2 separate regions of the Homo sapiens genome follow, and region 2 is linked to region 1. A link is a loop called in an ENCODE intact Hi-C map of the cell type or tissue named here. Cell type or tissue: heart left ventricle. All regions are shown on one strand.

Region 1 (2,500 bases):
AACCCGTTCACATATATATCCCTGGAATATTCATGCAGCCTGGGAGGGCTTTTGTTCTCTTATTTAATATAGATGGAGAACCTTCCATCTTACCATAACTCGCTGGTTGGGGTCAGACTCGAGCACTGTTCATCTGAACTGACCGCTCTGCTCCCACTCCAGCCGCCTGGGAATGACAACGGGAATGACAGCCGGCCCTCCTGCCTTTGGGGGTTGCCTGGGCTCTCTGAGCTTCTGGGCAGCTGCATTATTGGGGGAGGCTGATCCACATCAGAGCAGGTCAGCAACCCACAGCCTGGCCCTTCTCCAGAGGGGATTAGAGGGAAAGAGCGGCCCCTGGCCAGGCACTTCTGCCTGGTGAGCCTTTTGAAAAGGATCACATGCCCTCACAAGGGGTCAGGGGTCCACAGCTCTCCTTCCGTCTCCCCTTCAATCAACACAAACAAGCGGAGGCCACTCTAGCGGCTCCACATTTCTCCCCCTTCTCCTGGGCCAAGTTCCCAGGAATCTCTCAACCAGGAAAGCAAAATCATCCAATCATGTACATATCTGTCACTTGGGTGGGGGTGCAGAAATAAAGGGGAACAACAAAGAAATCCAAAGTCCCTCAGCGAGGGCTTACTCAATTCAGCCTTGTAATTAGGTTCTTTCCTTTAGTACATACCAGTCCTAATTTTGATGATCTCAGTTTTCTCTCAAATTGAGAACAATGGACCAACGCTCAGCCTCTTTAGCTGGATTGTTGAGCCCCTCTACATGTGACCACCTTTCCAGCCAGCTAAAATCCCACTGGGCACTGAGCGGATAGGTCCCCTGCAGATTCAGCATCCTGCACCCCAACAATGCTACCACCCCATGGGAGCAGGCTGTCTAAACCAGGATCCCTGTACCTGCTCTGTCCCTGTAATCAAGAAGCCTGGCTCCAGCCAGGACACCCTAGATTTCTCATACCAACCTGAATTTCATTCATGCAAACACATTCTGAGTCAGGTAAGCCATCAACCCACCCTGGGTGTATACCCAGCAAAGAGCGCACACGCGCCCCCAAAGACAAGAATGAATTCACCGAAGAGGCTGGACATAACCCAATGCCTGTCCACAGGAGAATGAATAAATAGTGGTATATTTGGTGAACTCCTACGCAGCAGAGAAAAAAACCAAAGGGCCACTACAGGCAACCTGGATGATCTGACAGTGCTGCGGGAAGGCAGCCAGACACCGAGGAGTCCGTTCTGTACACTCTGTGTGTGGGAGGCCCAAACAGGCAGCGGCAGGCACCACGCGAAAGTGCCAAGGTGTGAGTGGTGACTACCGGCGAAGAGCGAGTGGCCAGGAGGGGGCCCCAGGGAGCTTCCTTGGGTGCAGGAACCATTGTGTGGCTTGATCTGGGCAGTTTACACAGAAGCCAGGGAGGTCAGAAGGCAGTGCAGAAGTGGAAACTAAGCTGGCCCTTGAAAGTCAGACAGGACCTGGGCACGTGGAGACTGCTCTGGACGGAAAGGCAGGCAAAGGGAACTATATGAGCAAAGGCACGGAGGTGGGGAGTTAAGAGGGCAGACAGAGGAAGGGGTGACAGGCCAAGTGCGGCTCAAGAAGAGGCCCAGTAAAGAGGGCCTGGGATGCCCAGTGCTGAGTTAAAGTGTATCTTTCTGTCAGTGGGGAAGCCCCCAAAGGTTTCAGAAATCATGACGTGAGCCAATCGGAGCAAGGGTTGAAAATGACAAAGTCAGCCAACAGCAGTGTGTCCAAGGGGCCCAGAGAGGGCTCCATCTCTCCAAGGCCGGGACCGGGGGTCGTATTTACCAAGCAACACCCAAGCCCTCACACTCGGCCCCTTTGTGAGAACCAAGCACATATTTTTTGATTAGTGGTCTGGGGCCTGAGTGAGGCTCCTGTACTTGAGAAGTAGCCAGAACCTTGACCTTCCTACACTGGGCAGGAGGCAAGGTTACAGTCCTTATGTTTTTAATTTATTTTATTTTATTATTTGAGACAGAGTCTCGCTCTGTAGCTCAGGCTGGAGTACAATGGCATGATCTTGGCTCACTGTAAACTCAGCCTCTAGGGTTCACATGATTCTCCTGCCTCAGCCTCTAGAGCAGCTGGGATTACAGGCATGTACCACCATGTCTGGCTAATTTGTGTATTTTTAGTGGAGATGGGGTTTCATCATGTTGGCCAGGCTGGTCTCGAACCCCTCACCTCAAGTGATCCTCCAACATCAGCCTCCCAAACTGCTGGGATTACAGGCGTGAGCCACCGCACCTGGCCCATTTTAATTTCTTGGAAAGGCGTACATTCACCTGCTTCAGCAATCAAAAGGTACATGGGATCTCCAGCAAACAAGCAATCTCCCATGACCAGCACCCCCTCCAGAGGCATCACAATCACCGACTTGCGGTGTCTGCCCAGAGACCCCCTGGGCATAGACAAGCAAAGACACTTTTGATTCTCTTCCCTTTTACACTGATGGCAGCTCCGAGACACACCGCCCAGACCT
Region 2 (2,500 bases), 52 kb after region 1:
AGAGTTTACAAAATACTTTCCCATCTGTCATTTCATCTCTGCCTTGGAACAGTTCTTGGTCAGTCAGGCAGCATTATCACAAACTACAGATGGGGACACTGAGGCACAGAGGAGCTGCATGACCTTCCCACAGCCACACAAAGCCACGTCTAGAACGCAGAGCTAGACGTCTAACGTCTCCCTCGGCATGTTCTGTCTTCCACGCTCTCACTCATGTGGAGGGCTGTGGGCATACAGGCTGCTTCTGCCAGTTTTCTAGAGCGGTCTTGGGAGGCCAACTTGACCATCTGTGCCTCAGTTTCCTGATGTGCCAAACAAATAATCTGGTACTATCTCTAGGGGCTGCAGAAAGTACCCTGCAAGGAAGTGGTCAGGGAACTCCCAGTCTCCGTCCCCGTCTCCATTGAGGCTTCCTTAGCACATTTCATACTCCAAGGAACCCTAACCATGGGGTAACAGAAACCCCGAAGTTCTGAGCTGATGGACACGACACACAGACTTGGTGTTCTCTGCACTGGACAGAGCTGATTTTCATTTTCCAAGGAGGGTAACCAAGGCACAGAGGTGTGTCTAGCCTGCTTCTGAGGGTGCAGGGACAGGAATGAGGATAACTCGTAGAAGGGCTGGCCACCTCACTCCAGCAACTTCAAGCCTCCACCCGCTAATCCACAAGCACCAACACTAAATACCTTCCCTTTGGACCAATAAGCACAAAGGAAGGGCCAAGACTCATGACCGTGCCCCTCAGAAGTGGCACTGAAAGGCGCAAGCCTCATTTCTCCCAGGCCAAGGGGAGGACTGAGAGGTCAGTGATTTGTTTAAAATGCAACATCACAGCATACTCATACTTTCAACAGGAAGCACATCCGGAGAGAAAAAGAGAGAGAGAGAACTCCCTAATGAGGAGACCGCATCCCCCCACCCCACCCCCGAGGTTACAGGGGAGCCTGCGTCATCCCAAAGCCTGCCTGGGCTGGGTTCCAGGAGGCCAGGACATAGAGAGGGGGGCCTGGCTAGGGGTCCAGCAGCAACCCAAGTCCCTTCTATCTACCAATATCCTTCTCCCAGGAAGCAGGGGAGAGGATGTGAACCCCGCCTGGGTTTTCCCACACCCAGCTGGTGACCCAGCTGACCCGGGACACTGAGGCACAAAAGAACCGCATGACTCCTGCAGAAACTGGAGCTAAAAATACCCTCCAGTGCCCAGCCTGGCCTGCGAGAGGAGCCCCCTGGCCTGCCTCCCGGCAACCTGCTGCTTCCTTCCCCATCTGGGATGGCCCTGGGGCAAATCATGCCCCTGGAGCCACATTCTGACTTCAGATCCCCAAATCCTGGGGTCTTTCCTCCTCTTGGTCCCATGGGCTGGCCCCAGGGGCTCCAGCTGGAGCTAGGAACACTTACCCAGGTAGATATCTCCGAAGGACCCGCTCCCGATCTTCCGTCCCAGGCGGTACTTGTTCCCCACACGTAGCTCCATGGCTCACTCTTGCTGCAGAGGAAGCAGGAACATGAGGGTCAGCGACGTGGGGAGCCGGGAAAGGGGTCCAGTCCACCAAGGCCAGGCAGAGCCACCAGGAACTCGAAAACCTGCATTCTCGAAGACCACATTCTGCAGGTGTCAGGTGGCCCACAGCCTGCACTCCACACACCTGGGGAACAGCTAAGGCAGGCTGAGGACAGGTTTCAGTGTGGCCAGAGAGGAAGCAGCCAAGCAAGCATGTCTTTGGGGGATGCTCATTCAGGGGCCCCTCAAAAGAAGCTTCTCAAGGGATCACAACGGGCATCAGCCCTCTTACACCTCCTACCCCCCAGGCTCCCACAGCCTGGCCTGGTCTTCCCAAGTACTGCCCCTGCCCAGAGGCCAGACCTCGCCAGTGCCCAGCACGCCTTGCAGGAGAAAGTCGCATCCCCTACTGGGGGGAAGGCAGAAAAGAATGCCCTCGACCATCCACCTTCCAGCCACCTCCCCATCTCTACGTCATGACACCAAGACCTCACACGGAGGCCCATAGCCGCTTGGATAAACTGTTTGGAGCTGGCGTCCTTTAAGACTAGGAGGGTCTCCTAAGAGGGCCCTCATAGAACAACAAAGGGGACTGAGCCAGGGTTTTAGCCGCCTGCCCCGGATGGGTGGGAGGAGGAGTTCTGATGTGAGCAGCTTCTCTCCTTCCTCAGGGCCAGGGGGGAGCCCTCTGCTCTGGCCTGGGGCAGAGGAGGGACCCCTCTGCTCTGGCCTGGGGCAAAAGTCCGGACACCCTGTTCCTGGTCAGCAGAGGAGGAAACTGAAGGCCTGGAGGCAGTGCTGCCGTGGGGACAGGGACCAGGGACTGCAGTAAACAGGGGGAGGGGTGTTTACAAGAGGACCAGCATCAAGGACTAGCAAGAGGGAACTCCTTTCACAGACAGGGTACTCAGGCTCACAGAGGCCATGCCACCTGTCCCACACCACCCTGCAGATGGTACAGCCTCGCCGAGGACAGGGCTCCGGCTGTCCCACCTG

What was found. A loop is a pair of places that touch in the nucleus more often than their neighbours do. Peaks named below come from ENCODE experiments on the same cell type or tissue, not always from the same donor. Only the 100,000 strongest peaks of a DNase experiment are listed, where the experiment ranks them.
Region 2: a loop joins it to region 1, with 2.4 times the contacts of the local background. A loop is called at or near these places in 62 of 110 quality-filtered maps.

What each region holds. Positions count from the first base shown.
Region 1 is chr22:38,260,932-38,263,431 of GRCh38, forward strand. The region is part of intron 1 of TMEM184B (transmembrane protein 184B); the gene reads right to left. Among named protein-coding and RNA genes, the nearest start is that of TMEM184B, 11 kb to the right of the region's middle. RefSeq lists enhancers at 1-8, 1,393-1,482. In heart left ventricle, a CTCF peak has its summit at 1,334 (motif pointing right); a DNase peak (open chromatin) is centred at 1,330; H3K27ac peaks cover 2,000 bases.
Region 2 is chr22:38,312,681-38,315,180 of GRCh38, forward strand. TPTEP2-CSNK1E (TPTEP2-CSNK1E readthrough) reads right to left here. Exons shown (of 15, transcript NM_001289912.2): 6 at 1,402-1,489. The coding sequence starts at 1,477. It overlaps CSNK1E (casein kinase 1 epsilon), which reads right to left. Exons shown (of 11, transcript NM_152221.3): 2 at 1,402-1,489. The coding sequence starts at 1,477. Among named protein-coding and RNA genes, the nearest start is that of CSNK1E, 3.5 kb to the right of the region's middle. RefSeq lists enhancers at 2,022-2,081, 2,152-2,321, 2,342-2,391. In heart left ventricle, no CTCF peak of the experiment used is centred here; a DNase peak (open chromatin) is centred at 981; H3K4me3 peaks cover 2,368 bases; H3K27ac peaks cover 2,500 bases.